2 separate regions of the Homo sapiens genome follow, and region 1 is linked to region 2. The links are chromatin contacts, found by Hi-C or POLR2A ChIA-PET in ENCODE. All regions are on one chromosome and are shown on one strand. The core of a region is the stretch at or near the end of the contact, and the rest is flanking DNA. Distances in the headings are between cores, read along the strand shown. Region 1 holds the start of GRK3 (G protein-coupled receptor kinase 3). Region 2 has its middle 68 kb from the start of MIR6817.

Evidence for each region. A loop is a pair of places that touch in the nucleus more often than their neighbours do. ChIA-PET counts read pairs that join two places held with the same protein, here RNA polymerase II (POLR2A). Pooled maps may share reads with other maps.
Region 1: a pooled map shows a loop between it and region 2 (2.2-fold over the local background). The contact joins the promoter of GRK3 here to the enhancer-like site in region 2. A Hi-C loop is called at or near these places in 1 of 37 single-sample maps with no recorded cell type and 2 of 50 pooled maps. POLR2A ChIA-PET finds 5 or more read pairs at or near these places in 4 of 52 experiments (A673, GM10248, OCI-LY7 and 1 more).

Annotation. Positions count from the first base shown.
Region 1 is chr22:25,561,870-25,566,256 of GRCh38, reverse strand. It overlaps GRK3 (G protein-coupled receptor kinase 3), which reads right to left and starts at 1,582. Exons shown (of 21, transcript NM_005160.4): 1 at 1,104-1,582. The coding sequence starts at 1,216. It overlaps GRK3-AS1 (GRK3 antisense RNA 1), which reads left to right and starts at 841. Exons shown (of 4, transcript NR_183564.1): 1 at 841-1,177; 2 at 1,898-2,167; 3 at 2,776-2,954. RefSeq lists an enhancer at 370-885 and silencers at 997-1,246, 1,557-1,656.
Region 2 is chr22:25,385,204-25,389,840 of GRCh38, reverse strand. It overlaps the pseudogene LRP5L. Among named protein-coding and RNA genes, the nearest start is that of MIR6817, 68 kb to the left of the region's middle. RefSeq lists an enhancer at 3,168-4,144. Within about 2 kb of position 3,157, at least 2 of the 41 ENCODE cell types and tissues checked have a DNase peak (open chromatin) inside an H3K27ac peak, as active enhancers do; they include OCI-LY7, where a contact is called at or near this core.

The sequences.
Region 1 (4,387 bases), core at 333-2,832, 180 kb before region 2:
GTTTCAAATTCACCATAAACAAGATGCCTCTTTTGAGCATCAATTCCAAGAGCTATTTAGCATCAAGGAATCACATTAGCTGTACAACTCATGATGGTGTTAATTAGGAAAGGAGCTAGAGAAAAAAAAATCCATCACTGAAGCCTTGATACGTTATTTAAAACTCACTATTAACCAGACAAACTATTTTTTCTGGGGAAGTGCTAATGATATGAACTAGAAAAAATTTTACTAGTACCTTAATAATAAATCATTTGAGAGAAAATTGCAACTTGGTATGCACCTCACCGAGCCCCTCGCCAATTCAATCGGGCCCTCCTTTGATAATTTAACAACAAATTCCTGTCTGGAATCACCCATTCAAGTGTCTTTTTAAGTGACTCCTGTTTCAATTTTTTAATAAAGTGCCACCAGTAGATCTACAAGTTGAGGAAAGCAGCTCAGGTGACACACTTGGCACCAAAAAGAATACTGAGTGGGTCAAAATCCTGCCCGGGGACAAAATAGAAGAGAAGCCGAAGAAGGTGACTAGACTTAATAGACTTCAAGAAGAGCAAGTACTGAAAACAGCAGTTTAACTACCTCGGACAATAAGCAACAAGCCTGCAGTCCCCAGGTAAGCGGCCCAGAGGGAGGTGAGAGGATGGAGTTGGAAAGGGGGACCAATGAGCCCGGGAAGAAGGAGCGACCAGGATGGAGCGCAAAGCAGTGACAGGCAAGGAGCCAACGGGGACTACACCAATGCAACAGGAAGAACCACGGGGATGGGACAGGGCAGGACAGGACAGGGCTGGGGGGAGGGGGCGACAGGGATGGAGCTGGTCCAGCCAAGTCATAACCAGACCCTGGCTGGGGCGCTCGCTGCGCGCAGGGCGCCGCGCCGGGCACTTTGGAGCGCTCTCTCCCGGGGTGCCCCCCACCGGCCCTCCGATGCCCCATTTCAGAGACTGGAACGACGAGGCCGGCCCCGCATCGCCCGCTCCGCTGTGTCACCCGCCCCGGGGCAGCGGAGGCTCAGCGCCCGACCCTCCAGGAAGCAGGGGGTAGCTGGCGGCCGCAGGGGGCGGCGGCTTGGGGCCGGCGCCGGCCGGGGCAGCTGGTACCTGGGCTCCGGCAGGACGATCCTCTTGCTGGCGCGGGCGGCCGGGGTCGCCTTGCTCTTCTCCATGGCCATCAGGTAACTGACATCGGCCAGCACAGCCTCCAGGTCCGCCATGTTGGCGAGCTTTGGCGGCGGCGGCGGCGGTTACTCCGGACCTGGACGGGACGCGCGCCCGCCGCCGCCGCCCGCCGCGCCCCGACCTGGGGGGGCCGCCCCGGGGCAGCCCCCCCCTCCGCGCGCCCCCGCCCCGCGCGCGCGCCGCGCGCCCCACTAGCGCTCTGCGCGCGCCGCAGGCTGTAGCCGGCCGGGGTCGCAGCACGCCTCCCCGCTCCGCCCCCTCGCGCGCCGCCCGGCGCCCCGCGCACGCGCGCCGCCCCCTGCTCCTTCAGCGAGGGTCTGCGGGGAGCGCGCGTCCAACGGTCAGCGCCCCTCAGTGCACAGTCCCAGCGGCCTCGCTGGGCCGGCGCCTCCCGACCAAGTCTCTACGGTCGCCCTCCCCTCGGGGTGGCCACGAGGGACTCCTCCTCCTCTTCCTCCTCCCCTCCCTCCCCCTCGGTCTCCGCCTCCTCCTTCTCCTCCTCCTTCACTGCCCCGACCTCCCGCCCCAGGTTCCACGCGCTCTGATGCCCGCCCCGCTCACCCAGAGAAGCCCTGGGCCAGACGTCCACAACCCAAGGGGTTATGGGGAGGCCTCTGCTCCCTGGACACAGTAGTTCTCAAACTGGACAGTGTCAATCAGCATCCTCCGGGAGGTCTGGGGTGGCCCCGGAAATACATGTGTCCCACCTATCCCAGCAGGTAATGATGAAACTCCTGCTCTGGTCCGGGCTACCGGTGAACAGCGCCCAGCGGGCCGGGCCCCCAACCTCGCTCCTGAGCCTGAACATCCCCCCAACCCCACCGTGAGAATTCAGCGAAGAGTAAAAGCTGGAAAAAGTTGCGTGTCTTAGGCTAAGCAGAACAAAGTGGGGTGACGGCTCCCCGGCTAGGAACAGAGATGCCCTTAGGGAGCCCTCTGATGGAAGAGCTCTCCGCTTAAGAAGGTCACCACTCCCTTACACTCAGGTGAGAGGTTTTAGTTTGGGTGTTGAAATGGTGTTGAGAAATAGAAGGAGAGAGAGTATTCCTGTCGTTAGGGTTTTACGGTCAATACAAGAGACAATTAGGGAGCATCTGCTGCGAGCACACTCGCACCACGAGGGTGATTTAGGGAAGTGGAAAAGCGAGATACAGCCCAAACACCGAAGCTGGGGGGAATTTCCAGCTTCCTGATCTTCGGTCTCGGTGTCTTTCATCATCACTCCACCCCGATGCCTGGGGTTTTCAGTTGCTTATTTTTCTACAGTGTGCACACAAGTCCGCATTCAGGATCCATGTGACACTCAGGCTGGAGTGGTGGTAAGGGACACGCAGGCAGTCTTAGGAAGACCTAAGCTGGAAATTAATGTTTTAAAATCCCTTTCATTCACCTGAATTGGTCACGTATTTCCATGAGCCTAGACGTTGCTAGAATTTGAGTGAACGTTCTGTCCATAACTTACAGGGTTAACGGGACCCACCAGATACAGTTAAGGTCAAATTTCAGATATTTCATGTAATGTCATTGCAGAAGCAGCCTGATTCTGTCATCAAATAGCCTGTTTCCCTCTTTTGTTTTCTCTCCCACGCCACAGCCCCCCTCAATCTGATTCCCTGCTATGCCTGCCATCACCACTGGCCAGTTTTACCACATGCTTCTCAAGACCCAAGGCACAATAGGCATAAAGTTGTCCTGAAAAGGACAAGAGGAGTGTCAGAAGTAGGAATGGCAGTTGAAGGAGCTTCGTCTGCCAGCAGAAAGCTGAAATGACAGGCAAGCACAAAATATATTAAGGAGACAAAGCTATGCATGAGCGAAATATCAAACTTTCATCTTCTACCCACTTTTTTTTTTTTTTTTTGCTTAAAAACAGGAAGACAGAATGTCTTGTCAAGGGTCACCCCAGGAGGAGGAGTAAATTCCCCAAAAAGCGGAACATATTTTTATGATTTAATTAATACAATTTCTCTCAATGTGTCTGTTTATCATTTGAGCATCCACATGATCAGACCTGACATCTGCCTACATTTTCTTGGTCGTCTTTGACTTCAGTTAAGAACCTTTTGCTCTTTGTTTTCCCCCAGCAGCACAGTATATTAAGTTTGGAACAAGACACACCTGAAATCAAATCCCTGCTCTGTGCTGGGTGATCTTAGAGGCAGTCTTTTACCTCTTTCTACTTTATTGTTCTCATAGGAAAAGTGGAAATGAGGCCTTTTACCCCAGGGTTGTTGAGAAGACAGAGGAGAAAAAGCACATAAAAATGCACCTTGTCGGGCGTGGGGCTCACACCTGTAATCCCAGCACTTTGGGAGGCTGAGGCAGGTGTATCGCTTGAGGCCAGGAGTTCAAGACCAGCCTGGCCAACAGGAAAAATACATTAAAAATAATGTCTCTATTAAAAATACAAAAATTAGCCAGGTATGGTGGTGCACGCCTGTAATCCCAGCTACTCAGGAGGCTGAGGCAGAAGAATCGCTTGAACCCAGGAAGCGAAAGCTGCAGTGAGTCGAGATCGCAGCACTGGGCAGGCACAGTGGCTCACACCTGTAATCCCAGTACTTTGGGAGGCTGAGGTGGGTGGATCACAAGGTCAGGAGATGGAGACCATCCTGGCTAACACGATGAAACTGTATCTCTACTAAAAATACAAAAACAAAATAAGCTGGGCGTGGTGGCGGGCGCCTGTAGTCCCAGCTACCTGGGAGGCTGAGGCAGGAGAATGGCAGGAACCCGGGAGGCAGAGCTTGCCGTCAGCCAAGATTGCACTGCTGCACTCCAGCCTGGGCAAGAGAGCAAGACCCTGTCTCAAAAAAAAAAAAAAAAAAAAAAAAAGCATTTTGCCTGGCACCCAGTAGATCCTCAATAAAGGTCATGGCACTTCCTCTATTTATTTTGCTTCATTTTACCCTGGCATGCTAGAGAAGATACTGAAACTAGTTGTTCACAGTCATTACACTTGAAGCAGGAAGACCCCTTACCAAAAATAACATCTCCCTAGGGCATTTCTAGGAACCAAAATGGCAAAAACATTTGCATCTATAAACATGAGCAATTACTCTTTTGGCAGAAAGACCAAGGAGTCCAAAATTTGGTCCTCTAACTGAGGCCCCTACACCATTTGAGTCAGCTGACTCAATTACCCAGGGGTATTTTTTTCTGGTGTTCATAGTGTATGAATTTCTGTTCCCTGGCTGTCTCTTTGG
Region 2 (4,637 bases), core at 1,908-4,407:
CTCAGAAAGTGTGGCAGGCATGGAAGGTACGGACCCATGAAGCCAGGCCTGGCGCCTTAGGAAAAAAACGGAGCTTCCCTCCAGGTTTCCCCCGGAGGGAATCTGCTTCGTCCTATGCACCTGCCTGCAGAGGCCCTCGCACGCTGTCAGTCCACGGTGAATGCTTGGTGGAAGAGTTCACCCAGGACCTACAAAACCATAGTGCTCAGCTTCTCCAAATTCCGATTAACTTCAAGACCCGACACTTAAGCTTGATTCCAAGGCAATCAGAGCTGATCCTCAACACTGGACTTTGCAGGCAGCTCCCAAACCCACATACATATTTAGAACTAAGAAATGCCAGTTCCTTAAAGAATGTTAGCCTCTGAGATGCATCAAGGGACCAGGAGGCAAGGGGTTAAAGGCAAACCGTGGCATTCCCCAAATCTGTCCAGTTCCCTGGCATGGGACAGTGTCATGGAGCCCAAGGTGGCATCTTTTGTTTGGCTGCTGACGGCGGCCTTCGCGCCTTGGCATCCACGTCACTGCAATTCTCCAGGAACAGTAGATCATTTGAAAGCAGAGCTGCCACATTTTGCTCAATAGAGGGATTTTGTAGAGTGATGATAAATTCGGCATGTCTTTATTATTATTTTTCCAACACTTAAATAAAAGCTGGTACAAAGGTATGTTTGTTTCTGAAATGTGTTTCCTTCCCCAGATGTTCTTTTCTGCCAATTCCAAAATGCATTCTGAGCTCAGTCCTCCAGTTTCCTCTCTGTGGGGAAGAATAATGAGATCTTTGTAACCACACAGGGGAAGTGGCCACTTCCCTCTGCTATGGGCATTGGGGAGGGGCTAGGAGGTCCCACCTCCTCCCACCTTGATGGAAACCACAAGTCTTTGCCAGCCCAGCCGACTGTCAGGGGTTTGTCAGCCTCCTTTCCCATGGTGGTAATTTGCAGGGTCGTGGCTCGGGGCACTGCAGTCTGTACCTCTGTCCCTGGATCCTTGAGTTTGCCGTGTGGCCTTGCAGTAAGTGCTTCCATCTGCATGGCATTTGTGGACTCTGGGACTTGGTACTATCTTCATTACCTGGAGTCGAACTCACCCTTTTCCTTTTCCATCTGTCTCTCTTGCATCAAATGCTGGTCCCCACCCAAAAGGTAGCCCAGTCTGCAGGACATGGCGCAGAGGTAGAGTTGACGGCTTCACCAGAGTCCAGCGGGGCACAGACCTTCCTTGGCTGCTCCGTCTGTCGCTTCGTGACTTGAGACTGCGGGGATGGGGTACTTGAGGGATCTGTGAGCCCCGCCTTCCCACACGTGTGCATGCACACACACATGTGCACAGTACTTGAGAAGTACCACCTTAGTTGGATTTGAAGGACAGCCAAGACACCTGTATAAAGTTTGTAGTTAGGGTCGTTTCGATACTGGCCTGAATTAAGAGCAGTCTCCATGGGGTTGCTTTCTGTGGGGTATGTGTTTAATGAAAATCCTTGTTTTTAAATAAATATATCCTGCTTTAGAACGCCCAAGATATAAAATCTAGACTTCATAGATAAAAATAGCTAACATTTGTAGTGTATCACAGTGTGCTAGGCGGGCTCTAAGAGATGTTTGATTTTTTTAATCCTTCCAGTTGCCCTGTGAGCTGGGGGCCATCACTACCCTCATTTTATAGATGAAGAAACTGAGGCTGGGGGAGGTCAATTAACTTGCTCAATTTCATGCAGGCAAAACTAGGAATCGGCAGACGGTGGTTCCAGTGCCTGCCTCTTAATTGCTACGTATAAAAGTGTTTTCTTCCATCAATAAAAGAAATCAGCGAACAGCCTCCTGTGCGTTTCAGTAAGTGCAAGCCCTCCTTGTCATCCCAGACCTCAGCCTGCTCATTAATGGGTGAGGACACTGAGGCCTGGAGGGGACTGTGACATCGGAGCCACTCTCCTGGGGTCTGCCACTCCTGTCGCCTCCCATACAAACCTGAGTGGCCACGTGACCCTGGGGGAGCGCTACCTAACTGTCCCAAGGAGAGGATGATCACTGCTGGCCTCCCACCAGCCATCAGTCCCCCACTGACTGACACCCCTGAGTCAGTCTCCACCCCAGGACTGTTTCTTTCACTCTTTGCCATGGCCTTGGGCCACTTCCGGGGGCTTGGCAAGGCAGGAGGCGTGGAACCAAGATGGTATATAATCAGAATGCTGTATTTTGTTGAAAATAAGAATGTCAGTAACAGGCTTGTTTCTGGCAGGTCAAACTGGGACCCTGAAATACATATTTTTCTCTGCTCTGCCCTAAAACTTCTAATTAATGAAAATGCACATTTGCAGACATCAATCAAATGTCATATTCCCTAGCAGCTTGTCCTGGGATCACTGACCTGGTCACATTCCGCAGTTGCTAACTCAGGGCTTGCAGAATGTGTGTGCACGTGTGTGTGTATATGTGTGTGTTAGCGAGAGAGACACATGCCTTCTGGGGAGCCCTGGTGGCCTGTTTCCTTCCCTACCAGGCCCCTGAGCTTCTGCTCCCTACCCTGCCCCCAGCCCCTTGTCAGCACGTGCATGGCCACTGCAATGAGATATAGATGTTCGCCCAATTAAAACATTGTAGAGGACACGTGGCTTTCAGGGAGAAACACTTTCTCTCAGGAAGATCTCTGCTGTGCAGTATTCCATAGCTAGACCCTGACTCTGGTCATCAGTGGACTCCATTAACAGCCTGGGTTTTGGAAAAGGCGATTTGCTTCTGGTAACTGGCTCCAGTGCACGAATGTTTCCTCCCTTTGCTGGAATCTCTGCCTGACCCAGACAGTGCTTGTGAACCAGCCCTGGTGGGCTCCGTGGGGTTCTGGGTCTGGGAGGCGAGGACTTGCCTGGGGTCATTCTCGTTCTGCATGTTAGTAGCTGTGCTGGCTGCATGAAGCCGTATCACAGAGACCCATGGGTCCTTTATATCCGGTCATTTGTCATTTGTATCTGGGGTGGTTAGTTGAAAGCAATTCCACAGTAGCCAAATCAAGAAAGTCACTGGCTCTCGCAGGAGCATGATTGGTGTGGGGTGAGCCCGGGAGTGTGGCCCAGGCAAGCCCTTCACCCTGGTGCGCATTAGCCTTCTTATCCAGGAAATGGGGGAGGCGGTCTGGGCCCAGGGAGGGAAGCATGCAGAGCTGGGGATCTCCACAGGTCCAGGATTCAGGGCGCCTCCGACCGTTCTCTGCCCAGCGCCTCCTCTTCAGTTTTACTTTGGTGTTTTCCATTTCACTTCTGCCTCTAGGCCAGTGTTTTTCAAAATGTGTTTCCTGAGTTGAAACGAAAAAATGTTCTGTGATCAGGTGCAGTTGGGAAATCCTGGGGGAGAGAAAGTGAACTAGGTTTCCTCACTGCAGGACTTCTCAGAGCCTTTATAATGGTAATTATGCTCCAGGCCTTGTCCCCCTCTACCTAGGCATCCTTTACTGGTTGGGAAGAGAGGGCAGGTTACAGATGAGGCCGGGTAAGCGGAGTTGTGCCTAACCTGATACCTGATGTCACCAACACATCTGGGCCATTTGGAGTGACCCAGCAAGTCCTTTGCTTGTCTCCCAGGACTTCCCAGAGTAGCCAGGCAGAGCCCTGGGCCAGTTCCCTTGTGGGGCTGGGCCGTGCCCAGAGCACAGGCAGGAGAACAGCTGCCTCCCCGCCTGCCCCAGGGCCTTGGTGTCAGGGCCATGGCCCCCAGCTCTGCAGTGGAGCACCAGGGACCTGTCTGGCCCATCTCCCTGTTGAGTGAAGACCAGGAGGCACCTGTCCTGTTCTGTGTGCTCAGAGGTGTCTAAAACCAGCTACCTCTTTTCTTTTTATCTTTTGCGAGTGATTTCTTATTTCCTGCTTCACCCCCAAGCGTGCCCCCAGTATGTTTCCTGTTCGCCTGCTTCCCTCACCTTTGAAATGTGGTCCCTGCTCGGGAAACTTGCCTGGACTTCAGTTAATTATGGTTTTCCTCCGGGCTGTGTGTGTGTGTGTGTGTGTGTGTGTGTGTGTGTGTGTGTGTATGTATGTGTGTGTGTGTGTATGTGAGTTTGAGTGTGTGAATGTGTGTGTTAAGATGAGAGAGAGTTGGATGGGGGGCCAGGGGCCAACAGGAATGGGGGTGGCTGAGCTGAGAGGCCAAGGGCAGGTTCCAGTTTGCATTGGGAGCCTGAGCTGGTGAGTGTGAGGTGGGGAGATGTAAGGTGTGTGTGGGGAGTGGGGTGCTGTCTGGGTGGCTGGGCTGGGAGAGGGCAGGTGGGGGCCAAGCTGGAAGAAGTGGTGTTATTCTGCAGCATGTGACATGCACAGACCTTGGGGGTGCAGCTCCAGGCTTTCTCTCTCCCCACCTACCCCCGAAGGTCCCACTCTCCACCTTCTGCAGCCAGCCTCCGTTTTGTCTGCCCCTGAGCTCCTCCACTCTTGGGATCCTAAGAAAAGCTTTTCATAATCCAAGTTGGTTTGGGACAGAGTCCTGCTCTGTCGCCTAGGCTAGAGTGTAGTGGTGTGATCTTGGCTCACAGCAGCCTCTGCCTCCGAGGTTCAAGTGATTCTCCTGCCTCAGCCTCCCGAGTAGCTGGGATTACAGGCATGTGCCACCACACCTGGCTAATTTTTGTATTTTTAGTAGAGACGGGGTTTC